2 separate regions of the Homo sapiens genome follow, and region 1 is linked to region 2. The links are chromatin loops, found by intact Hi-C in ENCODE. Cell type or tissue: CD14-positive monocyte. All regions are shown on one strand. Each heading gives the region's core, and the rest is flanking DNA. Links, peaks and the distances in the headings are about the cores only. Region 1 has its middle 440 kb from the start of KLF4. Region 2 has its middle 360 kb from the start of KLF4.

The links. Hi-C counts contacts between places; a loop is a spot of excess contacts. Peaks named below come from ENCODE experiments on the same cell type or tissue, not always from the same donor. Only the 100,000 strongest peaks of a DNase experiment are listed, where the experiment ranks them.
Region 1: it touches region 2 in a loop (2.6-fold over the local background); 3 of 110 quality-filtered maps call a loop at or near these places.

What each region holds. Positions count from the first base shown.
Region 1 is chr9:107,922,958-107,938,540 of GRCh38, forward strand. No RefSeq gene overlaps it. Among named protein-coding and RNA genes, the nearest start is that of KLF4, 440 kb to the left of the region's middle. RefSeq lists an enhancer at 11,151-11,320. In CD14-positive monocyte, for the core only: no CTCF peak of the experiment used is centred there; DNase peaks (open chromatin) are centred at 6,234, 6,704, 9,294, 10,284 and 2 weaker places; H3K4me3 peaks cover 4,142 bases; H3K27ac peaks cover 5,929 bases.
Region 2 is chr9:107,840,838-107,856,420 of GRCh38, forward strand. It overlaps the pseudogene LOC101926973. Among named protein-coding and RNA genes, the nearest start is that of KLF4, 360 kb to the left of the region's middle. In CD14-positive monocyte, for the core only: no CTCF peak of the experiment used is centred there; DNase peaks (open chromatin) are centred at 8,014 and 8,655; H3K4me3 peaks cover 2,138 bases; H3K27ac peaks cover 5,403 bases.

The sequences.
Region 1 (15,583 bases), core at 3,397-11,396, 81 kb after region 2:
CAAATTAGTCTTAAAGCCCTTTCAAGCTCTGCCATCCCACAGCTGAAAAATTGTGGATGGCTCTGAAGGGAGAATAGGTATTTGGTAGTAATGACAACTATGTAGAAATGCTCCTGGGGTAGCATTGCTGTGGAAAATTATTTACAAGGCTGAGTTGTCATTTCTCTTCATGTAGACCAGGAATTAGGCTGGGAGTAATTCTGGTACACAGGCACCCTAAGATGTTGGTCTCATCAGTAACAAGAACAAAAAATATTAAGACTGTTTCTCTCACTACAAGCAATGACTAAGAAAAATGCCCAGGTGAATGTGAATATGTAGTGGAGATCTAAAACATTCATAGCTGGAAGATCCACCATTATTCTGCAGCTTCCAACATTGACCCGCTGGGGAGGCCAAAGTTCTCCTCTGAAAGTTATGGGTGAAGCACTGAAACAAAGTATCTCCTTTGGGTGACTGATGCTCTGGGGATGGACTGCTTGGTGGCTTGTTGCAGAGGTGAAAGTATAATATCTGCATCTCCTTCCTTCACTTTTCTGTTTAACACACAGACTTTCCTTATGGGGTCTACACATGACCCAATGTGGCTTGGCTAGGGCAGCTTCAGGTAACAGCTGCATTGCCTCAGGTGCTCCTTTTCAGTGCTGACACTATTTGCATCCAGCACCTGCTTCAGGCTTGTGCCCTGGGCTTGTTGATGCTCTATTCTCTCTAATAGAACTTTCTGGGATGAGTGGAATATTCTCTGTCTGTGCTGTCCAATATGGTGGCCATTAGCACACATGGCTACTGAGCACTTGAGGTGTGGCTCGTGTGACTGAAGAACTGAGGTTTTAATTTCTACATTTCAATTACTTTTAATGAAAATAACCACAGGTGGCTAGTGCTACCATATTGGACATTGTGTAGCTATAGCCCGATTTTTTCCCATGACTGAAAGAACCCCACCTACTGACCTACTTTTCTTTCCCCTAAGCCACTGTTTGAAACTCACCTGGGTCACTCTACAGACTGGTGGCACAGATCCTGGCTTAGAATTCAGAAGCTCAAGCCATCCTTGCATGGGCCCCACCCATCTAATCTGTTCTCTCATCTTTGGCAGTTCTCTTCTGTTCACTGCAACCTCCGCCTCCCAGGTTTAAGTGATTCTCATGCCTCAGCCTCCTGAGTAGCTGAGATTACAGGTGCACACCACCATGCCCAGCTAACTTTTGTGTTTTAGTAGAGACAGGGTTTTGCCATGTTGGCCAGGCTGGTCTCAAACTCCTGACCTCAAGTGATCCCCCTGCCTTAGCCTCCCAAAGAGCTGGGATTACAGGCATGAGCCACCATTCCCAGCCTGAAGCAATCTTCCTTCTATCTGAGCTACCTTCTCTTGTAGCATCTCCTTTCCTGCATTTAAAAATGTGTCCTCTTTTGGCCAGGTGTGGTGGCTCACACCTGTAATCCCAGCACTTTGGGAGGTCAAGATGGGCAGATCACCTGAGGTCAGGAGTTCGAGACCAGCCTGGCCAACATGGCCATCGCTACTAAAAACACACACACACACATTTGCTGGGTGTGGTGGTGCACACCTGTAATCCTAGCTACTCAGGACCCTGAGGCAGGATAATTGCTTGAACCCAGGAGGTGGAAGTTGCATTGAGCCAAGATCACGCTATTGCACTCCAGCCTGGGCCACAGAGTGAGACTGTGTCCCAAAAAACAAACAAACAAAAACAAGTGTCTCCTTTTAATCTGAAGCTGACTTCTTTTCCTGGAGTATCACGAATGTTGACTTGGTAAGGTGTTCTCTCCACCAAGGTCTTGCCTACTGGATATCACTGACCAAGCTTGACTATCCAGGAGATGCAGTGTCAGTCCCCTGTGTGCTTCTGCTCTAGGAACAGGAAAGAAATTGTCCGTTTCTACTTCTGCCAACACAAACATCTAGTGAGCCAAAACCTTTCTTAGATCTGAAGTGATTTTTCTTCTGATGTGGATTCTGCCATTGTATCATATTGTTTTGCTAAGTCATGTAATTTCTCTCAGGTATTTTAAATCATACTGTAACACTGCTCCTATACCAAAATGTCTCTAAGAAAACTGACTACCAAGGAAATGGAAATAAAAAAGAAAACTAGGCTGGGTGTGGTGGCTCACGCCTCTCTGTAGTAATCCCAGTACTTTGGGAGGCCAAGGCAGAAGGATTGTTTGAGCTCAGGAGTTGGAGACCAGCGTGGGCAAAATGCCGAAACCTAGCCTCTACAAAAAAACAAACAAACAAACAAACAAAAATTAGCCAGGGGTACTGGCATGCACCTGTAGTCCCAACTACTTGGGCTGAGGTGGGAGGATCACTTGAGCCCAGGAGGCAGAGGTTGCAGTGAGCCAAAATTGTGCCACTGCACTCCAGCCTGGACGACAGAGGGAGACTTTCCATCAAAACAGTAGTAACAATAATAATCAAGAAAACTAGCACTTAGATGAGCATCTACTTTTCTTCAGGGCCAGTTCTTAGCACTCAACTTGCATTATCTGATTTAATTTTTATAAATACGTTTTGCAGATGGGAGAACAGAGACTCAAAGAATGTATGCACCTCTTTTGAGATAAACCTGTAACTGCCACTGTTGGATAAAAACCCAGGTTGGTTGTCTCCAAAGCCCTTTATCTTTCAACTGTTGTAAGAAGAACTTATGGCAGGAAGTCATCCTGTACGGAGCAAAACCATGGCTCATGCAAACAATATCCCATCTACACGCATACACACTGGGAAAAAAAGTGAGTGTGTCAAGTAAAAGACATCCAGCTCCAAATCTTCTTCACCTGCAGTTTGTTCGAAGATGGATAATGAATATCATCTGAATTGCCAAAGAGCAAGAAGAGGGGGGAGACATCTGGCAGAGAAGAGGGATGATTCCAATTTGCTAGTTATTCTGGTGATGATTGCTCATGGGGCAGCCAGAACAGAAATATGGATATAAGCTTGAATTTGTTGATTTTAGTTGCAAAAGGGAACAGAGTGTGTGTGTGTGTGTGTGTGTGTGCGCGCGCGTGCTTTAAAAAGCAGATTGAAAGAGTCTTCTTACTCATAATAGTGTTTATGGGACATATTAGAATTCATAAAATGCTTTGTTCATTCTCTGTTTTGTTGAATCCTTGCCATAGTCCAGTAAGGATAGCATAAATGTGGCAATTTTGTAGTGGAGGAAACTGTGCCCCAAATTCAGTCTCAGAAAGAATAAAGCTTGCATTCACAAGCCAGTCTAAATGTCAGTCCTGTGCCACTTCATATTTGCCTGCAGTATTTCTAGATTTTGCTCCTCTGATAGTAAGTGTATAGGCAACTAAATAAATTTACTTAAGACTTGGAAAGGAGATTCATCAGGACATGTCTAAGAAAAGAAAAGGAATAAAGTTTAATGTATACAAGTCAAAATAAATAAAGTGATACGTCTTAGTAATGTAATATTAAATATAATTAGATTTCAAATAATTATGACATGACACTACTTTTATAAGTTTAGAAACAAAATCTAATAAGTACACATACTTTTTAGGAATACACATAGATACAATAAAACCATATACTAAGAGAATCAAGGGAATGAAGAATATAGGATTTAGGGTGATGGTTACTCTGTGTGAGAGAAGAGAGGAGAAAGAGTTTGTAGAGGAACCATGGAGTTAGATGGTTATTATGGAAGTTCTAATTTTAGTTGTTAGAGGTGGTTTTAAATGTGAATGCATACATTTAAAAAAATAACTAAATGGCTACTAAAATAAGTAAAAGTGAGTCGTGCAAAAACTAAGGATCAAAATATGTAATGAACCGTTAAGATTAATTGTGTTCTGTTAACCTCTAGTCCAGTAAGTAAAAAACAGCAACAACAATAATATAGGTCTCTAAAAGACAGTTGCACCTGGCTTAATATAATGGGACTTATTTCTCACATACAATATCAGGACGGTCCAGAGGTCCTCTTCTGTCCTATAGATGTGCCAACTGGATTATGTGTCATGTCAGGTAAGCGGAGGCAAAGAAGACAGAAGAAACACACTGACTTTTAACTACCTCAACCTGCAAAGAACAAATGTCATTTCTGCTCTTAGTTCATTGGCCAAAACTAGCTATATGGCCTCAGACTATTTGCTGGAGAAATTGGGTAATGCAGAGGAGGAAATGAAGATTTAGCAAGCACTATCTGTCCCTGCAACACTTCTTTTATTTTTTATTTTTCTTGTTAGAGTAAAGATGAACAATTCTAGGTAAGATTCTATTTTTACCTATCCTTCTTGTGAGCTTTAAGAGACAGATTAGCTTCGTAAAAAGAGCTTGGGTTTGGTGTCAGATATATCTGGGTTTGACTCGTAACTCTCCTCTAAATGACTTAGGTGAACTTAAGCAAGTCGTATCTCTTCTCTGGCCTGTTTTCTTATATGCAAATTGGAGATAATAATCCAGATGTTGCAGGATTAGTGTAAGGCCAAGGTTGAAAGATGTCCACTAACATGTTGGAATCTCAGTAATTTACTAGTAATTATTACCATGCAAAGCTGCTATGAGGTCATCGTTCGAGTTATTCAAATCTCAGTGTAGCTTTAGAGATTGTCAACAATATCTTCTTTCATCATTGCTTTAAAATGAAGCCACAAAGCCCTTGGTAGTGTTGCTATCTTGAACAGAATCTGCCTAGAACTAGGAAGGTATCTATGTATACCAGAGGCCTGGTACAAGTGGGATAGTTGTATCTTTCTCTGGTCATAATGATGCTTAAGATTTGTATTCTCTGAGGAACAAGTAAACATAGTGGGTCCAGTATGGTCTTCATAAGACTCATGGGCACTTTTTAGAAACTCTTTATATTAGTCAGGATAAACTAGGTTATGTGGCCATAACAAACATTCCTTAATGGCTTAACACCAGAGGTTTATGTCTTGCTTGCAAAAAGTTTACTGAAGATCTAGGAGACTTTCAAAGCCACTGGCTCTCCAAGTAGTGATTCAGTGGTCCATGTGTGAGCAGCTTCCTCTGTCCTGGAGCTAAACTATTTGGAAAATACAACCTGTTCAGTTGAAACGACAGGAGAAGAGGTCCTGGAGATTACGATTTGGCAATTGCTTTGGCCAGGAATTAACATTTACCATTTCTGCACACAATGCATTGGTTAGAATTAGACGATGCTGCCTAGCTACAGGAGTGGTGGGGAAATAGAGTCCTTTCTTGTGCCCAGAAGAAAAAGCAAGCTAAATATGGGTGAGCACTGGAAGTGTCTGCCAGACTCTGGTTCTCACTGATCCTCTGCCATAAATGGGCTGTCTTACATGGACAAGGGTACAGCAAGGTTGTCTATACATAGGACATGCTTCACAGTCCATATACATCAAGACTCCTTACTCTTTAAAATCTTTTGAGTGTTCTGCCTCCATGTTTTTGTTAATGTTGTTTCATTGTCCTAGAGTATACTTCCCTTCTATTTCTATATTTCCAAATTTTACCCACTTTTCAATGCTTCATCTCAAATGCCACCTCCTCTTTATCTCTTGCTGTGGTTATTTATTTATTTATTTTTATCTCTTCTACAGTATGTTATTAATCTCCTGAGATCCTCTGGCATGTTTATTTTTACCCCCTAAGTTTGTGTTCAAACATGTGAGTGAACCAAATTCAGAGTACTAAGAGCAACTTGTGAAACTTGGAATCACAGTCACAATCTTCATTCTGAGGATCAGGAAGTACAATTGTGTTCTTCACATGCTGTGAAGTTTGGCCTGCCCTCTGAACTCATAAAATTTGGCTGGAAATCGAGAAGAGTAAGAGCAGAGATGCAAATATGGCTTCCCCAAACCTCCTCAGGAGGATCTCTCCCTGGACTTAATGATGGCATTACCTCCTCAGGTCAGTCAATTTGTCTCGCTGGCTGGCTGTCTGTTCTGCGCCTGGGACAAGGGACAATTGGTAGCCGCTGGGCCAGACGGTGAGACCTGGGTCTGCATCAAGGTAGCAGCTCCTGGCAATGGCAAAATTCCCTTTTGAAAGTGCTGTTGCTTAACCATCTGCAGTGGTCTGAATGTTTTTGGCCCTCCTAAATTCATATGTTGAAATCTTAAATCCCACGGCAATAGTAATAAAAGGTGGGGCCTTTAGGGGGTGATCAGATCATGAGGGTGGAGCACTCATGAATGGGATTAATGCCCTTGTAGAAGTAGCCAATGTGAGCTCATTTGTCTCTTCCACCACATGAGGACAAAATGAGAAGCTACCACCTATGACTCAGAAAGTGGGCCCTCATCAGAACCTGCCCATGCTGCCACACTGATCTTGAACTTCCCAGCCTTCAGAACTCTGGGAAATAAATTTCTATTTTTTATAAGTAAGCTACTTAGTCTAAGGTATTTTGTTATAACAGCCCAAATGCACCAAGACACCATTCATCTGAAACTTGGTTATGGATCATAGCCTGATCTGGTGTTTAAGCAGTTTGTTAAAGTAGGCAGTGTTCCTAGGTGTCTTACACTTCTGGGGTCAGACACTCTGGTGACTGTTCTCTTAAGACTTTTCTTAGGAGGTTCTTTTCAGCAGCATTTCTGATGATGAAAGCATTCCCACAGATCTACACATGGGAAGGGAAGCCCTACTTGTTCTATGCCCTTGTGAAATCCTGCTTTGTGAACAGCAGCTGCATGAATGTGTGCAAACCTAACCAAGCTTTCAGGACCAATACATGAAGGAACAAACACCCATGGAACTTCCCCAACATGCTGGGCACTGTGCCAGTGTGTTCGCATGCTTTCTTCTACTTAATCTTTACAACAGCCCTGTAAGGTAGCAATTACTCGCCCTATTTTAGTAGGTAAAAAGAGACTGAGATTCAAAGAGCTAGCACCCGAGTCCCACAGGTTAGAAGGTACACCAGCTGGAGAGATGCATGAACCCTACATCATGGCTCATGTGACCTTGGTGGACCATTATTACATTCTGGACTCAAATTTGTCCTCTGTTAGGCCAGTGGATGTGGTCAGGCTGGAATCCTGAAACTGGTCACCCACTGGGCATCCCATCAGTTCTACCCCATCATCAGTGGGGTGCCTGCCTCTTTCATACTGTGACTTAGAGTCTGAGTGGAGAGCTTACCATGTTTACTATGACTTTAGTGACAATCTTCCCAGGTGTTCAGTGCCTGATGGGATACAGAGACTACATATATATTATCTCAGTTAAGGCCCATAACCACATTAAATGCAGGCAGAAGTTAAACAGGAGGAAATTGTGGCTCAGAGCTAAGGCAAGAGTTCAAGGACACACAGTTGTTTGGGGGTGATGCTGGGATAAGAAAATCCTTCCACTATCTAGGGACCCTCTGAGTAGCCACAGTCACAGTGATAAAAGCCAGAACAGAGGATGTAGACCCAGACAGTGATATTTGGGAGGGCCTATGCAAGAGTATCAGTTTCTCCTCTACTCCTTGGCTGTGAAATGGGAATAATAATTCTAATATTTCATGATGATTGTAAAGATGAAATAGGCATAATGTTGCATCAAAGCCCCAGCCCAGGCCAGCTGTGGTGGCTCACCCCTGTAATCCTAGCACTCTGGAAGGTCAAAGCAGGCAGATTGCTTGAGTCCAGGAGTTCGAGGCCAGCCTGGGCAAAATAGCGAAACCCCGTCTCCACTAAAAATACAAATAATTAGCCAGGCACAGTGGTGTGTGTCAATAGTCCCAGCTACTTGGGAAGCTGAGGTGGGAGGATCTGCTGAGCCCAGGAGGTCAAGGCTGCAATGGGCCGAGATGGCACCACTGCACTCCAACCAGGGCAACCAGAGGGAGACCCTGTCTCAAACAAAACAAAAAAACAAAAAAACAAAAGCCCCGGCCCAGCTCAAAAAACCCCAAAACAAACAAACAAAAAAAGCCCCAGCCCAGCTCCTGGCCTATAGGAAAATACCTTAGCTAGCATGGGCTTAAATATTTGGTGACTATCCATCAAATGTGTACCCTGATCATTTCTGGAACATTGGAAACAGACTGCTTTGGGCTCTATTGGATGGGCCCTAATTCCTCGTCACATGTGACTCTGTGATGGGGTGGAAAATGATAAGGTAAGTGGAAGAAGGTTAGAGAAGGAACAAGTAAACCACTTAGGGCTGTCCTTGCTTCTCTTTTATTTCTTCTTTGTGCAGTGGTTTGCACGGCGGCCATGGAGGGAGAAGAGAATTCATTCACGGCTTTGTCAGCATTTTGCCCTCGTCCAGAGAAGGGTGGGCTTTGCCAGAGCCTTGGGAAGCAGAACCCCTGGGCCTTCTGGGTAATGGGTGTATTTAAGTATGTATCTGGCTTTTCACAGCCAGCTGACTGATAAAAAGGACCTTGATAGCAAACCCACCCCAGCACTGGGTAGTTAAATGGCACTTTCAGCTGAGCTCATTTCTGGCACCAGAAACAGAGGATCATAAACCAGAACTCTAACCTCAAGATGGATTCTATTTGCGAGATACGAATGGTGGTTTCTAAGCCTTGAGCAGTGTTAAGCACCCCTGTTTCCAGGAGAAGTTTTGTTCAAGGCTGCAGTGGTCAAGGCTGCGTGGTGCTTCCCTGTTTGCATAGCAGGCTTCTTCGCATAAACACTTTGACCTCCTGGCAGCTCTGCAAGGTAGATAAGCTTGTCAGAGATTACCACTTGATTTTCTCCAAGAGGAAACTGAGGCTCAGTGAGGGCCAGGGCTTTGTTGGAGCTTGCACAGCTAGATCTGACCTTCTGCTATAAGACCCCTGGACTAGAATTTCTTCCTCTCATGATTTTGTTCACAGAATATAATTCCAGGAGGTTTTCTCACCTTTAATCAGTACTCTTGGACCTGGTAATCTAAAATGGGAAGTTGAGGCTTTAGAGAGATTACATTCCCTGCCCCAAACCACACAGCTAGTAAACAGCAAATCCAGGATTAAAATCCTGATTTCTGCATCTCAGTTCTTAATTGCTATGTCGGTGTTTCTCAAACAAGGATTATCATGATCCATTCTCAGAGAGCCACATGTTACAAAGTTTCAAAAATTTACATTTTTATTTTGATAACAATCTTTAATCTCATTTTGCCTATTATACATTAACAACTACTTTTAAAAATGTTGGTTAATAATTTGAAATGGAAAGACTTATTTTAAATGCATAAAACAAGATAGTCCTTGTTTCAGTTTGCAGATCCTGAAGTGGATGGAGACTGTGTCTCACGTCTGAGGTCACTTTCTAGGGTTCTATGAGGTTTTTTTTCCATATGAAAAAGTTTATATATTACACAAGTTTGAAGAATCTGAGCTGTGATTCACAGCTTCCCTATTGAGTTGTAGAAACATTTCTGCATTCTCTCCTTGAAGTCTGTGAGTGATTATTACAATCATTTTGCAGATGAGGAATCTGAAGAGAGGTTTAGATTTGTACCCAAGCTCACAAACCTAGGAACTCACTGATTCCAGCTTCAAACCATGCCTTGTGACATCCATCCAGGTTACCTGCTAAGAAAATGAGAAATTCAGGTTTTTAGCCAGAGGGTGACTAAATGTCTCTGATTTCTCCCTAAAAGATCTAGAGGAACATGGATTCAAAATGGGTAGAATCAGAGCTGAGGAATGTGACAAATGTCCTCTCCGTCAATGGGGGTCCTCCTAGCAGGAACACAAAATGATGTTTATCCCATTTGCTTTGGCCATTCACCTGTCTGAGCCATCTCCATCTCAAGGCTTCTACAAGGTGATAATTCCCAAATTCCATTGCAATGTTTATGATTCTGCAGCCAAAGCACTCAGTGTTCAGCTTTAAGCAAAGAATTGCAAATATTCACATCCATTTTCTTATCTGGACCGGTTCTCCCACCGCCTCCTGCATGTGGTCTTCACATGGCTTTTATGAATGCATGAAGTCTGTTCCAGCTTGTTCTAGTGTTGCAGTGTTTTAACTGCCATAATACAGTGGTATCAACAGATAAATTAACTAGATATGTTGAAAAAATTATGGGCAAGAATCCTGTTCTCCTCACTCAGCCTAATTCATCCACAGGGAGAATCTGCCGTGGGAGTTGCGGGGAGAAGATCTCTATGAAGTACAGACCAGAGAAATAAGCCAGTCCAATGATTCTATTATTCCTAAAGTTCTGGACTGTTTTCACTTAAATCAATGGCAGTTTTCTCTAAAGTTGCCCCCTCTCTGAACCTGGCAGTTTCTCCTTTAGAGTGTTTGCAGAGCTGCTTTCAATGGGACTTTCTGCTGTGAATCATGGCAGTTCAGGTTGCCGACTCATAATATTTTTCTATCGCTAAGGATGTCCTTGTCCAGATCTCAGATTGACTCTTCTCACTTCCCGAAAGGAGACAGTTTCTAAAGAACTATTAGAGTACTCACCACAAAAGGCCTTTTCTCCCCCCACCCCGCCCCCCACATTCCAGCATCCAGTGTTTTCCCCTTTGCTTCATTCTCAGCATCTTATTTAAAGTTGGGGGAACATGTGCTTTTGGGAAATAAGCTCCGTAATCCTTGGTCCCTGAAGTGATTTTCAATAGGAAATCTGAATTCCTGCTCCATGTAAAATGGGTCTCAGATGCCGAGAAATTAGTATTTGAGTGTAATTTATGATTTACTTTTCATAAATCAGTGCTATTTTGCCTACAAATCATTTTGGAAAATGTTACGGCTTTATAAAGTATGAGTCAGAGCAGGAAATACTGATTGGAAATCGAGGCTTATATGTTGATCCCTGGTCCTGTCACCAAGTAGTCACACGATTTTGGCGAGTTGCCCCAAGACTTTGAGTTTCACAGGGGGTTGTACAATTATTAAATTACATTTTTTGATGATTAATTCATTAGTTTAATACATATTTATTGCCTGGCAACTCTGCCAAGGCATCATGCCGGTCCTTTCCAATTCTTACATGTTATAAAAATCCAGGCTGATGATGGGTTACATTCTTCCAGGATGGATTTGACAGAAAGAGGGTATGATTCTAGGAGTCAGAAAGATTATTTTATTTGATTTTTTCACTACCTCAGCAGAGTAGTAGCTCCATTTTGTAAAGGAGTAAATGAGCTCAGAGGTTGAAGGACATACAGGAGGTTGCATTTCTTCTAGGTGGTAGAGTCTGGCCTGAAACTTAGGTTTGCCTGGTTCTTTCTCTAGGAGTTGCTGACTCCCTAGAATAACCCAATTTTATGTCCATTCTTAGTATTTTCCAACGAGAAACTTGGGACACACTTTGTTTTCCAGTAAAAATGGAGATTGGATTGTGCGCTCTGATTGATTTAGCTGCTTTCTCTAATCAGGACAGATTCCTTCTGGTGTGGTTTTGATCTGTGCCCCACCCAAATCTCATGCTGAATTGTAATCCCCAGTGCTGGAGGTTGGGCCTAGTGGGATGTGATTGGATCTTGGGAGTGGATCCTTCATGAATGTTTTAGCACCATCCGTTTGGTGCTGTTCTCATGACCGTGAGTGAGTTCTCACAAGATCTGGTGGTTTAAAAGTGTGCAGCATCTCCCCCATCTCTTTCTTTCTCCTACTCTGGCCATGTGAGGTGCTGGCTTCCCCTTCACCTTCTTCCATGATTGTAAGTTTCCTGAGGCTTCCCTAGAAGCTGAGAAAATGCTAGCATCATGTATCCTGCATGCCTGCAGGACCATGAGCCAATTAAACCTCTTTTCTTTTTAAATTACCCAGGCTCAGGTATTTCTTTATAGCAGGGCAAGAATGAACCAATATGCCTTCCTACACCGAGAGTGGAGCTACACACAGTTCTCTGCATGGGCAGAACAGAGTGGCTGATGGACCCCCTGGGGTATGAGATCAGGTTCTCCAGGATGCTTGTACATCAGCAGAAACATATGTTGGAGATGGCCCTAAAGTTTGGAGTCCATCACAATCTCTACCCTGCCTTTCAGGCACAGAAAACCTGGTAGAAGTGTACGAATGCCCAAAAGAGAATTATTCACAAATCAGGCAGTCAGGCCCCAAGAAAGTAAGTTAGCAATGGTGCTGGTCTGTCAACTGAAACTCTGCACTTCTTAGCATTCTTTAAATATATGTGTAAGTAAGAGACAGTGGCAAGTTAATGGCTTTGAGTTCAAGAGAGAAGGCTTTAAAATGCTGGACTTCAGATGACTAAATACATAGCAATAAGTTTTAATGAGGGAAAGAGAAAACACTCTGGGAATTTTAAGCAGGATAGAGTTTAATATTGATAACTGCATGCTTATAAAATAGTTGTAAAGGCTGAATAGGACAGGCTTCTTGGGTGCTTTCCAAGAAATACAGAACTGACCTACCAGGGGAGCTACTACTTCTGAGTGTGCCACTAGCACTGGGTAGATTTTGAATGGAAGACACCACCATTGCAACCCCTGGACAGCAGGGAGCAGGAGGATGGATACTCCAAGCTGTAATTCATGGATCAGGAAGTCAGATCAGGAAGCCGGCACTACCACCACTGTTTGTCTGTACACAGGACCCTGGAAAATGAACAGTGCAGTGTGCTGCAAGAAAAACACAACTTTTCCAAGCAGTAGTGACAACCAGAAGTCAAGGCGATGGCCTCTGCCTTACTTCTTTTTTTCAACAAATGAATGCATCAAATTGGGTCTCCAACCTCTTCATTTATGAAAATGGTGAAAATGAAGGCTGAGGTGGTCAGTGCAAGTATCTACTGCAATGGGGAAAACTCATTCTTCACAGAGATTGTTTTCTAGCATTACTTAAAACTCCAAGGGTAGAAGAACTTCCTCCAAAAACGCAAAGTAAAACAAAACAAGACCACTTAATATTCTTTTTACACCATTAGGAGTAGAGGTTATCCCAGTAATGGAGGCATTCATCTTCAGGGATTTATATTCTCTTTGTTCTATTCAGAAAGGGCTGAGCCAAGTGTGTCCAACTTAGGGTTCAGTTCCTTCCTCTGTTTGAACCCCACCCAGCTGATGTCCAATACCACTATTTCTAGTAGGAAATTTTCTTATTAAAAAAAGTTGTGTCCAATGGGAAAAGTGGTAGTTCCATCTCCTTACTGGAACAATAGATGGCAAATGTACATTGAGTTTCATTTACAGCAGACCCTGAGCACCAACTCTATTTTAAGGCCTGAGCTGGCCACTGGGCATATGGAGGTGAATGAGACACTGCCAAACAGGAGAGCCAGGTGAGTAAACAGATCATTACATGATGGAGGTAAGCCAGGGAGGGTGAAGGCGTACGAATAAACCTCGAAATACAGTTATCGAATAAACAGATAACATCGGAGAAACAAGACTCTGTAACTCTTCTTTGTGCAGCCAGTCTGCGTAGTTGCCTGCATAGTCCACACATTAACACAAAAGAGTCTATTTTTCCTGGTGGCAATGGTTCTGAAGATCAGGGTACTCTGATAATTCCTTGGGGTTGGCAGCTTCTGAAATGGCTCGCAGTGATCCCCGCTTCCTGGTATTCAAGCTTTGTGTAAATTCCTCTCCTTGAGAACGGACTGGACATGGTGATTTCCTTCTAACAAAAAAATATGGGAAAAGTGATGGGATTCTGAGATTAGGTTACAGTCCAAAACGTGGAAGTGCCGATGTTGAGAAACTCTGGGCTAGAAGTTGGTCTTCCCCGGTTATTCCCCTGGTCTCCCTGATTGATCAGATTCCAGATGTTTCCTCTGACTTTTCTGCTTGAAGCCACTTGGATGAACCATCCATGCTATTTAGCACACCCTACCCTCACACCTTCAAACACATGTACCACCCCTGCTACAGACTGAATGTATTCCCTAAAATTCATATGTTGACACCTAAACCCCAGTGTGATGGTATTAGGAGGTGAGGCTTTCTGGAGGTGATTAGGTCATGAGGTAAAGGCTTAATGACTAAGATTAGTATCTTATAAGAGGTCCCAGAGAGCTCCGTTATCTCTTCCACTCTTGCCCCTTTCACCCCTTCCACTCGTGAGAAGGCACCATCTATAAACGAGGAAGCAGGCCTTCACCAGACCCCAAATCTGCTGGCACCTTGATCTTGACTTCCCAACCTGCAGAACTGTGAGAATTTCTGTCATTTATAAGCCACTCAGTTTATGGTATTTTTGTCATAGCAGCCCAAAGGGACTAAGCCAACCCCCACTAGACAGCCTGGCTCCACAAGGGCATCATCTCTGACCAGTGTTTGCCAATATTGCCTGTTCCACGCAGTCACTCCTCTTTTTCTGTCTTTCTTGGGATCTCAGGGGCACAGAGTGGTGGAGGCCACATCCCAGTCTGTGAGTTAGTCCATCAAAAGTCAGTCCCTTAGCGAAGATCTGTTTTCACTTAGTCCCACGCATCACAGTGGCAACAACTCAGCCCTACTGAGAAATCTGCTGACAGTTTTGGATAAGGACAAATACATTTTCTGGAAGAACACAATGGAGGCAGGTTTTCTGGAGACACCAGAAAGACAAATATCAGAATGCTAAAAAAAAAAAAAAAAAAAAAAGGAAACACATACTAATAGGAACACTGAAAACAACTTTTTTTGTTTGTGTTTTTGGAAGAGCAGAGACATCATTGTTACTTTTGTCATTTCTTTTTGTTTCTTCTGAAAGCATTAACTCTGAGAAGAATGACTTTTGCCAAAAACCACCCCCACTAGGGGACAGACACGACAGGCCTACTCTACATGGGGTGATCTGGAGGGAGGGAGGGAGCCATGGACCCAAACGGAAGGATTTGAGTCCATGGCCCTGAGAGAAAGCCTGTTTTTTTGTTACTGGGAAATATGTTCTGTTCTAAGACTTCTTTCCAAAGGTTTTTCAGAGCCAGAGTCTTGCTTTTCTTTTCCCCTCCTGAGAGTAAATGAGGCAGCCACTGTGTATCTGAGAAGCATCTAGTCTATGCTGTATGGTGAGTTCATGTCCTTCCTCCATGTCTGAGTGGCTCTTCACCATTGATACCTTATCTGTCCAGTTCAGGACCTGAGAAGTGGAGCATGGAGAAGGTCCCACCAAAAAGCAAGCTGTTTGTTCTGACACAGAGACTCAGTCCTGAGTCCCTGCTGCTTTCCCCACTCTGGGAAGGCAGAGTAGAAAACCAGAAAGTTCTGGGCAACTTCTTTGGCTTTATTTATTCTTTTATTTAATAAACATCAAAAGCCTAATATATGTCAGGTTCTATGCTAGATGGCAGAGGCCCATACATGGGTCAGACACAATCTGTAACCTCTGAAAGTTCATGGTCTTTGGGATGGGGTGGGGGTGTGAACGACGGGTGCTAGATAATGAGCAATGACAGTATGGGGGATGAGGTGGCCTCCTAGAGCAGGTGACCATGAGTGCAGGTGCTAGGCTCTTGGTTCCTCCTCTTGTCTGTTCTTCTTGAGCACTTGAAAAAAAAAGTTATGGTATTCTTGCATTCTGACATTTTTTACTAAAAATACACATACATGTACTCTTAAATATACTCTTAAACCACTGTTTGTAGTGTCACAAAAACTGGCAAATAAGGTAATTTCCAAATAACGTATCATACATTCATCTTAGGGGATATTTTGCAGCGATTTAAAAGAATATAAAAGAGTGAATGAAGCTTTATAAGATAACTTGGAGGAGTTGTCTG
Region 2 (15,583 bases), core at 4,113-12,112:
ACTCCATCTCAAAAAAAAAAAAAAATAATAATAATGACTTGACCTATCAGCTTGGCTAGACTTCGACGGGTTCAGCAGCTGAAGATGAACATGAAGCTGGTTGGATGGCACACACACACAAAAAAGAGTTTTGATATTAAACCTGCAACTTTGGTGACATTGTGCCATTGACTGGAGAGCAAAGGGATGAAATAAACTTATTTCTTAGCAACTGCATTCTAGAAAGAGAGACAAGAAAATATGAGAGAGAGAATTAGGGCAGGAGAAGAAGAGAGAGGGGAGAAGAAAATTAAGTTCTGTTTTCCGCTTAGGTAGGAGCAGTGTCTGAAGGATTTCTAGAAGCCTGGATTAGGCTTCAAACATTTAATGACTCAAATCACCCATGCTTGCTGATTTCCAAGTTCTTCCTGAAAGAACATAGGCACTTGTTCCTTAAAACAACCCAAAGAATGTTGCAATATACTCAAATCAGAAACCACGTTATTTTTAGTTACTTTCTCCTCTTCCTCCTGTGAGTGACTTCTTGTATCAGATGAAGGCAGCACATAACCTGTGTGGCCTGCTGACCTTGTATCCCTGGAGAAGGTGGTTACCTGTTACCCAGGAGATGGGTGGGCTCTTCTTTTCTGTGACTTTCATCCCCCAACCCAACCCCCATTCTTACCTACTCTTGTTAACTCAGGCTCAGATACTATGAGCTTTTAGAGGACAAAGAACTTGTTGCTCACCTCTGCATCCCAGCATAGGCCTGACACACAGTAGATATTCAATTATTCATAAATAACTTACTAGAATAGTGGTGGAAGCTTCAATTATGCCAGAATTGTTGTGGTGAGATCCTCAGATGCATTGCTTCTACAAATACTTTCAAGAACAAGTTATTCTAAGGTAGTTTCACCATGAAAACAAAGACCCAGTGGACCTTCTGGGTCCCATCCAGTTCACTGAAATTTCTCAGCCCAGTTATGCTCACTATACATAGAACTAAATTCATAATCTTTAACCCGTTTCCCTAAACCAGTGCCTGTTTTTTTTTTAAATGGCATCACCTTGTTCAGACACCCACATTAGAAAACCGAGCAAGATTCTCAACTTTTCTGCTCTTTCACTCCCTGTATGAACTGGTTACCGACTCTGAATGCTGCTACCTCAGTATTTCTCTGAAACACGTAATCCTTCATCATTCTGCTCTGAATTGTTCTCATGTCTCCCGTTGAGCCTCTGATTCTAATCTTCCAGCTCTGATCTGTTCCTCAACATGGTCCTGCTAATATGCAGAATTGACCATGTGTCTCTCTGGTTAAAACCCCTCTGGGAGTATCTTTGCTTTCATCCAAGTCCAGAATTGAGAATCTGCATGCTTCTTAACACAACTCATACACTTCTCCATAGTGCTCCACCCATCTCCCCCATCCTCCAATCTCCTGTCTGTCATAACGAGTGTCTTTATGTTTCCTAAAAACACCTGCCTCTTCCTCATCTATGCAGGTTGTGTCTTCTCAAAGCTCTGGGGAGGAGGCAGCTTAGTGAGATTTGGCACAGCAGCTTATTCTGCTAGTTCCACCACTGTTGCTATAACTGACCCCAAAAAGCCCAAACTCAATGAATCTACTGCTCGCTTTGTTGAAATACCATGGAGGTCAATTCAGGCAGTGTGAACTCCGTGAGTTTTGTTTAATTACTGGTATGTTTTGGCTGTGTCCCCCGTCAAATCTCATCTTGAATTGTAGCTCCCATAATTCCCACAAGTCGTGGAAGGGACCTGGTGGGAGGTAATTGAATCATGGTGGTGGGTTTTTCCCATACTGTTCTCATGATAGTGAATCAATGGTTTTAAAAAGGGCAGTTCCCTGCACATGCTGTCTTGCCTGCTGCCATATAAGTCGTGCCTTTGCTCTTCCTTTGCAGTCTGCCATGATGGTGAGGCCTCTGCAACCATGCTGAACTGTGAGTCATTTAAACCTCTTTCCTTTATAAATGACCTAGTCTCGGGTATGTCTTCATTAGCAGCGTGAGAACGGACTAATACAATTACATTGCCCACATATACCTAGCTCCTTAAATTCTCATTTGAACTGGTTTTAATGTCTTATTAATTGAAGAGTTGATTAAAATCTTTGATACTTGTTTGTGTGTGTGTGTGTGTGTGTTTTGTTTTTAATATAAATAGAAAAGTCATGTTTTGTTTTGTTTTGCTTCTTAAAGCAGAGATGGGGTTTCACTATGTTACCCCAGCTGGTCTTGAATTCTTGGAGTCAAGGGATCCACCAGCCTTAGCTTCCCAGAGTGCTGAAATTACAGGAGTGAGCCACTGTGTGTCCTGCCTGCCTTCTGTTTTTTTTTTTCTTTTTAGAAAAGTCATGTTTCTAATCCTCCAAAAATTATATTTTAATGACAGTCTTTAATAACAATTATCCTTTTAATGACATATATACTCCTAAAAGTAGGAGTGACCTGTCGTTTCAGATTTTTCAAGCTTAGCCTAGTCTTGTGTCTTCCCCTGGGTAGAAACAATTTATCTGCCTCATCATGGGCCACTCCTATCTCATAAGTTATTATCTTTATTCCCATAGCACTTTGAATTTAACCTATTTATAACACGATTGAATTGCATTCTGGGTATTTATATTTGGGCCCTGACCCCATCCCTGTGAGAAGACTGTAAACCTTTTGAGGACAAGAACTATACCTTTCTTTCATCATTATATCCCCTCAAGTTTCTATAGACCCCAGTGGTGCAGACTTTAGAATTAATGAATGGATGGATGAATGAATGAACAAATGAATTGGGCAAGAAATACAAAGATGAATAAAATGGGTTTTCTTGGTGGAGAGACAAATATATGCTGTCATTCCTTTTGCCTGGTGTCCAGAAAAGCCTTCTGGATCCATTGTTATATATGCATGCATTTTCCTTTTTATGAGGATGGCTGTTTGATGATTGACATTGTTTAAATAACTGCAACTAATCAGTTCTGCCCATGGGATTTGGAAACCCTGAAGTATGTTCTTTGGAATAGGATACAGCATTATTTTAAATACTGTGCAGGTCAAGTATTATTACTAACATATCTCATAAGAAACCAGATGTTGCCAAGGTTTAGTTCACTTAATTCAAGTAATATTCAACATAAAATTGTATTTCGGCCAATAGTTTTGAATAGAGTTTTAGAATTTGTTGTAATGCGATTAACTCATTATATTAATTATTACCTTGATTCTCAGGAAACTCCTTCTGTGTTCCCAACTGGGGATGGGGACTTCTCACTTTGCTCCCAGCTTCTGTCTCCCTTTATCCAGGCAAACAGTCTGTGTCATTATGCCTCCCCATATGCCTCCTGTGTGGGAGTTGTCTGGTAGCAGAAACCATGCCAGACTCATCGAAGATCCCTATCACCCAACACAGGGTCCGACACTATGTGGGTTTTCACTGAAGGCTTCCTGCATGAAGGGGAGGAGAGCAGAGATCATGGGCTCTGGGTCAGACCTCAGTCTGTTAAAGAATTATTTCCAAACAAGGAGAACATCGTGACTTTCTTTTTTCTTCTTCTTTTTATTTAAAAATACAGATGGGGACTCATTATGTTGCCCATACTGATCTCAAACTCCTGGCCTCAAGCAATCCTCTCACCTCAGCCTCCCAAAGTGCTGGGATTACAGGTGTGAGCTACAATTCTTGGCCTAACATCATGATTTTCACACAGGTAGAAATTAAACGCATGTTAAATATTTTATTTAACTTATTAATTAGAGAATGAGGCAGGTATTATAACCAGTTCAAAGGAGAATCTGAAGAACTAGCACATGTATACATGAGGAATATTGAAATGAATATGCAAATGAAAACAAAACTAGTTTCCTTTACAGTGGAAGAGGAATCAATGGAAACCTTTGTGGATAAAACAGAATTTACATGTCCCTAAACAAGAATTATTTTGCATCTCTATCAGTTATCTACAATTTCCAGAGTTGTAAAATAGCTCCCTTGGAATCAGAATCAGGCAACTTAGAAGGTGTTCTCTAGACAATATAGAGTTTCCCGTTAAAGCACAGAATTCCCCTTTCAGTTCAAATCTCACTTGAGCTCACCTGAGGGAAGGGCATCTGGGTAGAGATAACAGCACCAGGAAAGGCCTGGAGGCATGAAGCTTCTGTAAGGGGAGGAAAGTTGCTAGAAGAGTGAGAGGTAGGCAGTAGTCAGAACATATTAATAACCCAGGAAGACCAGGATAAAGATTTTTATTTTTTATTATTTTTTTATTTTTTTGAGACAGGGTCTCGCTCTTTTGCCCAGCCTGAAGTGCACTGGTGTGATCACCACTCATTGCAGCCTCCATCTTCTGGGCTCAAGCGATCTCCCAACCTTAGCCTCCCAAGTAGCTGGGACTACAGGCATGCACCTCCATGCCCAGGTAACTTGTTGATTTTTTGTAGAGGCAAGGTCTTCCCAAGTTGCCCAGACTGGTCTTGAACTCCTGAACTCAAGTGATCCTCCTGCCTTGGCCTCCCAGAGTGTTGGATTTACAGGCATGAGCCACTACGCTCAGCCAAGATAAGGAATTTAAATTTAATCCAAACTTTTAAAATCACACAACTCTAACAAAATATATATTTGGAGCACCTCATCCCCATTTGTGCATATTTGTTAATAAGTTATGCATACGTATTGTGGTATTGTGATACCAGAATAACTCTAATAGCACAAACTCAGATATTTAACAGCTGTGTGACCACAGGCAAATTACTTAACATAGCCATGCCTCAGTTTCTCCACCTTTTTTTTTTTTTTTTTTTTTTTTTTTAAAGAGATGGGAGTCTCATTATGTTGCCCAGGCTGGAGTTCAGTGGCTATCCACAGGTGCAATCATGGAAAACTATAGCCTCGAACTTCTGGGCTCAAGCAATCCTTCTGCCTTAGCTTCGTAAGTAGCTGGGACTACTTTGCCCAGTTTCAGTTTCCCCATCTTTAAAATGGAGGTGAGGCTGGGTGTGGTTGATCATGACCGTAATCCCAGCACTTTGGGATGCTGAGGCTGGAGGCTTGCTTGAGCCCAAGAGTGTTGCTTGAGACCAGCCTGGGCAACACAGTGGGACCCCATCTCTACAAAAACAAACAAACAAAAACGATACAATACAATGCGATACAATACAATACAACACAACACAATGGAGATGATAACGTAAGGTTGTCTTTCTGTATTCAATGGATCAGGTTGACCACCCCACATGGTATGTGTACTCCATTTCAGAAATTATAAATGAGAGGCTTGATAAACTCTGTGGATTGTAGAGATGAAGAGTTTGGGATAAGAGAAGGGGTAAAGGCAATGAGATCAGAGAAGAGGCAGTATTGCAGCACAGGACAGAGATGAAGGGGGCTTGAGCTAGGGCACCCACGGGGAGTTGTGAGTGGGGCTCACTGAAGGTAAGATTGGGTGTCTTTGGTAACTTTCAGACAAGGACTTGCAGAGAAAGGCAGAATGAAGACATGGAGAAGATTCTTTGTGTGGGAGGCAGATGATGCCTAGAACGAGCTTCAGAGTTGGGAAGAGAGGCAGAGAGGTGCCAGAAAAAGGCAACAATAAGAGGCTCGCTGGACAGTGGGCTCATGTCCTATTGTCCCCTCTGCTTTGGGAGACACTAGTGGCTCATGCCTGCATTGGTATTTACGACTGAGACTACAACGGGCTATGGTGTTACCCATGATTCATAGGCCCACTATTCTGTACAGATACAGTGCTTGTTACTTTACAGACAGTGTTTACTTCATTTAGTTTTCCCAATAAACTTGTAGGAATGACTACCATCCCCATTTTACAGATGTAGAAACTGAGACTTACAGAGGTTAAGAGGCTTGAGCTGTGAAATGACATGCTCAGTATAAAGCACCCTGCTATATAATCCCAAAGAGTGTGTGCTCGTTTTCTCCTGCACCTTGTTGTTTCCCAGCTGAAACCTAGAAATCTAGAAAATTGCATTCCCTTTGCGCTGGTTACCTCACTTCTCTCTGCTTGGTAATTCTCGATGTCCTTACAAGGAGGAGGCTCCTCCTGACCTCTGAGGTGGCCACCTGAAGAGCAGGATATGTCAGCACCTGCTTGCTGGGAAGCACCACCCAGTGTATCCCATTCCTTACCCCAGGAGGCAGACAAGGATGGGGAGAGGCCTGGTTGAGAAGAGAAAGCTTCATGTGGTTCAAGAAAAATACCAAGTATCTTCTTTTTTTTTTTTTTTTTTTAAGACGGAGTCTTGCTCTGTCGCCAGGCTGCCAGGCTGGAGTACAGTGGCGCAACCTCTCCTGCGTTCAAGTGATTCCCGTGCCTCAGCCTCCCAAGTAGCTGGGACTACAGGCGTGTGCTACCCTGCTTGGCTGATTTTTTGTACTTTTTTTTTTTTTAGCAGAGACAGGGTTTCACCATGTTGGCCAGGGTGGTCTTGATCTCCTGACCTAGTGATCCACCCACCTCAGCCTCCCGAAGTGTTGGGATTACAGGCGTGAGCCACCATGCCTGGCCCCCAAATAACCTCTTAAGAGTTACAGACTGCACAGGTTACTGGCTGAATAAGTTGGGGGAGGCTGGTAGGGAACCTAATCTTTTAAGATTTAATCCACAGGAAAACAAAGGGAGACCCTCCAGAAATCAGAGGCCATTGCTAAGGGGGAGAATCGGTTGCCTTCAGGCACCTTCACCCCAAATGGCTTGTGTGTGTCTTTGATGTCCTGCCCTCTACTGCACCTCCATTTATTGTAAAGTGTTACTACTTTCAAAGAATTGGAGAAAGTCTACAATAAGATAGATAAGTTACAGGTGACTATTGTAGGTAACTTAAAAATGTGCTTTACAATTTTAAACTCTTCATGCAGACCTAAAAGGATTAAAAGGTGAATGACGCCAGGTACGGTGGCTCACACCTGTAATCCTAGCCCTTTGGGAAGCTGAGGTGGGAGGCTCACTTGAGCCCAAGAGTTAAAGACAAGATCAGCCTGGGCAACACAGCGAGACCCCATCTCTATTAAAAAAAGAAAGAAAGGTGAATGAGGATAATCCCTGGAACTCGCTTTAATGAAGGAATCAAAATTATTTATAAAGTGAACATGTACCTTTCTATGCTCTCAACGGTTTGCAGTTTCTCAGCTATTCTGAATAATCATGTGAAAAGCCTGCATAAATGGTGCTTCTAAAATGCTTAAGCCCTTTCTTATCTGAAAGCTTTGCTTAAACTTCTTTGTGAAAGGCACTGTAGGTTTGTTGAATGAATGAAGGAATGACAAAGAGAGTTTTTTATTTTTCTTCAGTACCAAAGGCCAGTTTAAGCCAAGCCCTTGACTGAGTCATCACAAATTCCTGAATTCACACATAAAAATGAACTCTTACCATAGATGATGTGTTTGCCAGGACAGGATTAGAATTACTTTTTTGAAAATATTTTATTTAAACATGGGAGGTGCATTTAGAGTTGTGCCTGTACATTAAGTTATATTCTCCATTATAATTGTGTTGACAGTTGTAACAATTACTCACATTCACTGGGCTCTGCAGAGTTTAAAACTCTTTGACACTGAAATGTCAAAGAAGTGAGGATACTGAAGTTCAGAGATGTTTCAGCTTGCCCAGAGGTTCACCAGCGTTTGTTCATAGATTAACAAGCAGAGGTTAGCCCGTATACGATAGCAGGGGTGGCTTCTCTTTAAAAGGAGATATTGTTCTTTCTGTTCTCTAAAGAGGCAATGCAAGCTGGTTGAATGTTGCAGAGAAATCAGCTTCCCAATTCAGGAGAAATGGGAGCAGGGCAGGCCTCATGCAAGATGCAGCTTTCGAATACTTGAATTTTTTTAGAGTTCTCCTCCTCCTCTGGGTTGGGCACGTAGCATTCTAGCAAATTCAAAATGTTTTAATTTCAGACTAACCATTCATCTGAAGCAGAACAAAAAAAAAAAGAAAAGAAAAAAAACACATAAAAAAAGCAACTAAATCCGAGTGTTGCAAACTCTTTTAGCAAATAGTTGTGAAATAGCATTGACTTTGCCAGTTCCTGTTTTCATTTTCCATAAATCTATTCTGGTATAATTTTATTCCCTTGAAGTAGATGTAGCAAGTTCTTCATGATACTAAATAAAACAACAAGATAATCAGTTAAAAAGCCCACTATATATTAAATAACAGCAACAACTAAACTCTGGCCCCAAGTTAAACTTAGAAAAATTACTTTTTTGGGGGAAAATTCAAAAGTTTTAGAGAAGCTGTAAGACTACTTAAAAGTGTCCTCAAACCAATGTTAAAACATTTGTAGGCTGGGCGCAGTGGCTCACACCTGTAATCCCAGCACTTTGGGAGGCCGAGGTGGGCGGATCACTTGAGGTCAGGAGTTTGAGACCAGCCTGGCCAACATGGCAAAACCCTGTTTCTACTAAAAATACAAAAAGTAGCTGGGCATGGTGGCGGGCACCTGTAATCCCAGCTACTTGGGAGCCTGAGGCAGGAGAATCACTTGAACCTGGGAGGGGGAGGTTGCAGTGAGCCAAGATCATGCCACTGCACTCCAGCCTGGGCAACAGAGTGAGACTCAGTCTCAAAACAAACAAAAACAAAAAACAACATCAGTAGTGAGTGACTAAACATAGGAACTATACTTTTTTTTTTTTTTTTTGAGACCAACTCTCGCTGTGTCACCCAGGCTGGAGTGCAGTGGCGCCATCTCGGCTCACTGCAACCTCCGCCTCCTGGGCTCAAGTGATTCTCTTGCCTCAGCCTCCGAGTAGCTGGAATTACAGGCATGTGCCGCCACCAAGCCCAGCTAGGAAATGTTTCGCCATGTTGCCTAGGCTGTCTCAAACACCTGGGCGCAGGTGATCACCTGCCTTGGCCTCCCAAAGTGCTGGGATTACAGGCATGAGCTACCACGCCTGGCCAGGAACTATAAATTGAATCAGCTCAGGAGAACCATAAAGATTCTAGTGTCTTCAAGTTTCTGTAGCACTTATGATGGGGGTGGAAAACAGCATTTGGGGGCTGGTAGGCGCCTGTGGCTTCAGGAAGATCCTTGCTCAGTTGACCCCTACCCAGATGCATGACAGTTGGGTCACTGAATCTTTGCAGCCTCAGCTATGAGGGGAGAAGGATGACTGATGTCAAAGGGTTGTTGAGAAGTACTGAGAGTTGGGAGTCATCTCCACCCAGTGGGAGCTTAACATGGAGTTGCTGCCATTGTTGTGAAAATGAAAGACAGAAAGGATGAAAAAAAGAAACTAAAGCTTTGCTTTTGTGCAGGAGTGTCCAATTGTTTGGCTTCCCTGGACCACATTGGAATAAGAGTTGTCTTGGTCCACACACAAAAAAAGCACTAACACTACTCATAGCTGATGAGCTAAAAACAACAACAACAAAAAATCACAAAAACATCTCATAATATTTTAAGAGTTTACAAATTTGTGTTGGGCTGCATGTGTGGCCCGTGGGCCATGGGTTGGACAAGCTTGCTTTTGTGAGTGAGGCTTGAAGTAGGAGAGCTTAAGAAAATATGAGGGAAGTCCTATCAGAAGCAAGTTATGTAAGCGGAATATCCCGTTATCCAAGTGAGGCTTTTTGGATAAAAATCTGACACCAAAATTCTTTCCGTGTGCTCCTAATAGCACCCTGAGTGGAACAAATGGAAGGCGTTTACATTTCACCAACTCCCCTCATCATCTTTTGATGGGGCAGTCAGGCCACATTAGAACCAACTCCAGGCAGCTCATGCTGGAGTGCTCCAATTTGTAGCGTCTTCCTGTCTGCTGCTTCCCTATTGCAGGCCCACCTGGTCAGCTCTGCCCACTCCTCTTTTGGTCCCTTTTTGAGTGGAAAGCCGCCTGGTCATGGCCGCTCTGTGGGGGAAAGCACTTGCAGTCCTTCTGTTGTGTTCCTGGCTGTCATGTGGGTTTTGCAGTGTTGATGAAATGAGAAGCAGGGATCCAAATATCACCCTGAGGTCATTTGCCCTATTCTCATTGCTACTCGGGCAATAAGAGTAGGTTGGGCAAACATATAATGGCAATAAAAGACAGTGTGGCCTAAAACATTGTGTCTCTGATGCAGAGCCCTCAGCAGTCCTAGAGAACAAACTCTCAGAGCCGGCCATGATCACAAAATAAAAATCATGTCCTTTTGATCCTTCTCATAAGGCCAGATCCTGTCGCTATGCTTGCTCATGGCATCCCAAGCATCACATTCATCTCCGTGTAGTTCCTCAGTCTGTTTGGTGGGTCCCACCCTTAGCCTGACTCTTACCCCCAGGCTATTTGCTCCATGAGGAAGGTCCTGTGTGGCTCCTATGCACTGTGATATCCAGTGGATAACACCGAATCTAGCACCAGTTGGTGCTCAGCATACATTCCTAGGATGAATGACTTGAAATGAATGTTGTATTCTAGTTTACAGCTTTTTGGCCCAGGACGTTCGGTCCTCAATAACCTTTGAAAGCCTCCATTAAGTTCTTCCTAACAGACAATAAAAGCTTGCATCATAAAAGGTTTAGTTTTTGGTTTAGTCCACTTGTGAAGATAGAGCACACACAGGAGGACTGGGGGGTCCCTAAAAATCTAGTTCATCTCCTTGGCATTACAGATGAAGACAGGGACACTCAGAAAGGGGCAAGAACTTAAATAAGTGCAAGAAGGTGACATAATCACCACTGGACTCTTAACAGCCTGTGTATTTAACAGGTGCTCCTAATAACTCAGGGACACTATGGTATAGTGGTTAAGAGAGTGGGTTTTAGGTACCAGACCACCAGGTTGAAATCCTGGCTTGGCTACTTATTAGTGTTAAAAGAGAAACTAGACAAATTTAACAGGGTTTAATTGAGCAAAGAATGATTTGCACTTAATCCATGCTTAACATTGGATTTATATCCTCTTAAATACCAACTTTGTTTCTTCAATTCAGGTACATAGCATTGCTTATTAAATGGGTTATCATAGGTAATTTGCCTTGGACTGTGGAGCTCATTCAAATTGCATATCTTAATAATTTTGGTACTGGCTGCTTTAACATGAAAATCTGGCAAAGTATTTCTTTGGCATTTAATTAATATCTTGCTTGAGTTAGCAGTTTTATAAACCAGTCAATCTTTTCATTAGAGTTCTGGGAATTCTTTCTTTGTCCAAATGATCCTAAAGTAATCAGAAATCTGTATTTAAGAGTTTTTGTCAGCGTCCTTTCCATCCTTTCCAGGAGCCGACCTGCTTAAAGATACAATACTTTAGAATTTTACTTGCTTGTGAAGAGCTTTCAGAAAATGCGTAAGCATTAAGCAATTAACTGTGGACAAGACTTAAAATGGTCGTGGTTAAAGATGCAATTGACAAGAAAATTTGCTTATTTGTGTGGCTTACAATAATTTAACATAATAAGCACAATTATGACTGATAATATATCAGAATTTTATTTTATTTGAGACAAACTCTGTCACCCAGGCTGGAGTGCAGTGGTGCAATCTCAGCTCACTGCAACCTCCGCCTCTCAGGTTCAAGCAATTCTCCTGCCTCAGCCTCCTGAGTTGCTGGGACTACAGGCACGTGACACCATGCCCAGCTAATTTTTTTGTATTTTTAGTAGAGACGGGGTTTCACCATGTTGGCCAGGACGGTCTCTATCTCCTGACCTCGTGATCTGCCCACCTCGGCCTTCCAAAGTGCTGAGATTACAGGTGTGAGCCACCACACCTGGCCATTAAAAGGTTTTAAAAAGCAAAAACGTTTATTCTTTGATGGAGAGGAGGGTCAGTTTTCCAAATAATCAAAAGACCTAATAAAGACAGCATGAAACACAATCTGTCTCTCCTTCTCTTCCCTGTTTTTTTTTTTTTTTTTGCAGTTTACTTAAAGGGTGAAGAATATTTCTTTTGCTCTCTCGCATATTAATACTTCACAAACTCCTTCTTCAAAGAAGAAAATCAAATTTTACTTTTGTATTAGTGTATTATCAATACTAAAATTAATTTTAAGAAAGTTTTATAAACAGAGGGTGGGTATGGTGTCTCACACTTGTAATCCCAGCACTTTGGGAGGCTGAGGCAGGAGGATCACTTGAGGCCAAGAGTTTGAGACCAGTCTGGGTAATGTAGCAAGACCCTTATGTCTACAAAAATAATAATGATAAAAAAATAATTAAAATAAATTAGCCAGGAGTGGTGGCATACACCTGTAGTTCTAGGTACTCAGGAGGTTGCAGCAGGAAAATCCCTCAAGCCCAGGAGTTGGAGGCAGCAGTGAGCTAAGGTTACACCACTGCATTCCAGCCTGGGTGACAGAGCAAGATCCCATCTCTTAAAAAAAAACAAAAAAAAACCCTCATAAACAAATACATCTAATCTCAGCCAGCTTTTGAACACAAAAATAAGATTTCCATACAATGGATACCTTGTATTTTATAAAATAATCTCTTTTAACCTCTTACATAATATCTTACAATCTTATAAGATTATAATCTCTTGTATAATTCTTTTTATCTTCTTTCCCCAACATTTATATTCATTTAGTTTTATCTATAGCATATTTTCCTTCATTTTGAAACAACTTTTACATAACCTCAAAAAGAGACAAAATTACTTTTTGTTTGACAACATACTCATCCTCATGTCTTTTTTATAACGTTCTTCACCAAAAAACACCCATCTCACTTTATTTATTTATTTGAATTACAATGTGACTTTTCATACTTTGGAGTGAGCCCCACAGGAATAAAAAACACTGGGAAGGGAAGACCACTTGACCCTGAGGAGTGGCCCGGGGGGAGAGAGGCTACCTCAGGGGAAGGAAGCACAAAAGAGATGCCCTGCAGGCTCAGGGCAAAGGGAATGCCATCGGTGCTGGTACCTGTGAGCACTACAGGAGGAAATGTGAGTACGGTTGGACTGGCTTCAGGCACACTGGCAAACGGCAAGAGGGCTGGACACAAAGCCACAAATCTACTTGGGTCCTCCTTCTCCTTTTTTATTTTTATTTTTGAGATGGAATCTCGCCCTGTTCCCCAGGCTGGAATGCAGTGGCATGATGTCAGCTCACTGCAACCTCCACCTCCTGGGTTCCAGTGATTCCCCTGCCTCAGCCTCCGAAGTAGCTGGGATTACAGGCGTGTGCCACCATACCTGGCTAATTTTTTTTTGTATTTTTAGTAGAGATGAGGTTTTGCCATGTTGGCCAGGCTGGTCTTGAACTCCTGACCTCAGGTAATCCACTTGCCTCGCCCTCCCAAAGTGCTGGGATTACAGGCGTGAGCCACCATGCCCGGCCTGGGTTCTCCTTCTCATTTGCCTTTTTCTGCTTCTGCTGAATGGTCTCCAAGTCCCTCTGCTTGCAGGAGGCAACAGAAAGCCCATCATCTTGGTGCTTTCCCCTTAACCAAGTCACTCTGCTTTTTCATATTCTTCTGGTGGGCAAGTTCACCACAGTCATGGCTACGGCAGGGCAGCAGCTCTTACCTGCCTCTGTTGTGTCCCTCTTTCTGTCCGTATCTCACTTAATATGCTCCGTATACCGAATTGTTTCTTTTTTATCTCGTACTTTTAACTACAATTAACTATTACAATTAAAATTAACTACAGTTTCAACCCTTAGTAACCCTAATTTCCAGTGAAAAACCTAGGAAGTAATCTGAACTGTTTTATATCAGTATTTATAGATAAAAACCATTTCATAAATTTTTAGAAAGATATGTTCCCAGCTGAGCATGGTGGTTCACATCTGTAATCCCAGCACTTTGGGAAGCCAAGGCAGGAGGATCACTTGAGGCCAGAAACTCAAGACCAGCTTGGGCAACACAAGACTCTCATTTCAAAAAATAAAAGAGATATGTTTCCTCAATTTTTTTTATTTACTAACAGATCTAAATATATTTAGCTTTTCTATACGATGTAAAATAAGATGAAGTATAGAAACTTAAGCTTATGTTTAATAATTAGTGTTTTAGTATTTTATAATAACTTAGAAATGACTCAAACATTTTATGATTATCTGTTACTTAATTTAACATAATGTGTCTTTAAGATTTTTAAATTACTGAAAAGAATCTTCAAACTATGACACAGGTACACTACCTAATGTCTTCTACAGTCATACTGAGTCTCAAATACCACATGGCACCCGGGACAGCTACGAAAGGCAGGGACCTTCTGAATCCTGAATTTACACAGCAGGTGTAGAGGTCAGAACACTGGATGGAGCTGTAAAGAGAATGCCTGGAGGATCTGACTCTTCCTAGTATAACCAAGAAGCAAAGCTGGGCCATATTGGGCCTGGCTCTGCATTGGAGCTGGTGGCCCAGGCATTGACAACACAGGATGTGTCCCCAAGCCCACAATAGCCACTTGACCAGGCCCCAGTATCCAGAGGCTCAAAACCAAATACTTATGTAAGCTCCCAGTAAGATGTGTGCAAACCTTCAGGGGAGCCCAACAGCCAGCCCTTATAGCTTTAGCTTACAGATAAATCAAGCAAGTATCAAAAATATTATAGAAGCAGCAGTTTTGTTGCCTTAAAACATGTATTAGAGACAGCGTAAACCTGTCTGATCAGTAGATCCAGGCAAAAATGTTTGAATTATATTTAATACTGACAATTCTGGAGATATTCCTATTTTATTATACCAACAATTTTAAAACTAGCTTTATCTACCAAGTATCATTTTAGAGCACATAGAAATATCACATGAACATAACATATATAGACACACAGATATACAGACACACAGAAGCACATCTTAAAGCTTTCATGAAGGTTTTGCATTGGCCAGTTTACAAATAATTTTTCTTTCCTCTATTCAGACTATCCATTTCCCAATTACCTATTTCATTGTCCTAAGTAATTGTTAGTTATGTAACCCTACATTTACACTTCTAAACGGATGCCTTTTAGGTGAAACAAAGGAGAAAACGTGTATCTCAAAAGCACAGAGACTTCAGGCCTAATCATTATACCATCATTTGCTCAAATCAACAAAGGAGAGTGTAGGTAAGGGCCCAGTTAAAATGGCCAGGAAAATCACCTTATAGGTAACACATGTTATGTAAATCTAATCTACCTTTCACAGTTTCTAGTGACTCAGTCCTCCCTCTCTTCCCAGTGCACAGAGGAGTCAATCTTAAAATCTAAGATTTCCTTTATAGATGTATTTTTTAAAATATAAAATGGTTTTAAAATAGCTAGCTAAGTGCCAGAAAGATGTATTTTGGAGACCAACTTAGTTCAATAGGTGGACTTTTAAACTTAGTGTCTGTTTCTTAGCTAAAATTACAGAGTTCAGGGTGAAACCCATTAAAGAATAGGGCAGGGAAAGCATTCTCTATGCCTGAACTCAGCATGGATAGCTCTGAAAAATAATTAAGCCCTCTTTACCTGAGGGCCTGCCTTTTGTAAATACTACAGCCAACTTTCTTTTCACCTTCAGGGCAGAATAGAAACTAAGCCAAAAAGTTAGCAGATTCAATTTTTCTTATCAATTAATTGCTTAAGCTTTCTATTTGCCTTTCAAAAAGCCTTTTTAAAAAGATAATAAAAATATTAGAATCTTTTTAGAAGCTTCTGCCCATCACTAGGCATTCCTGGATA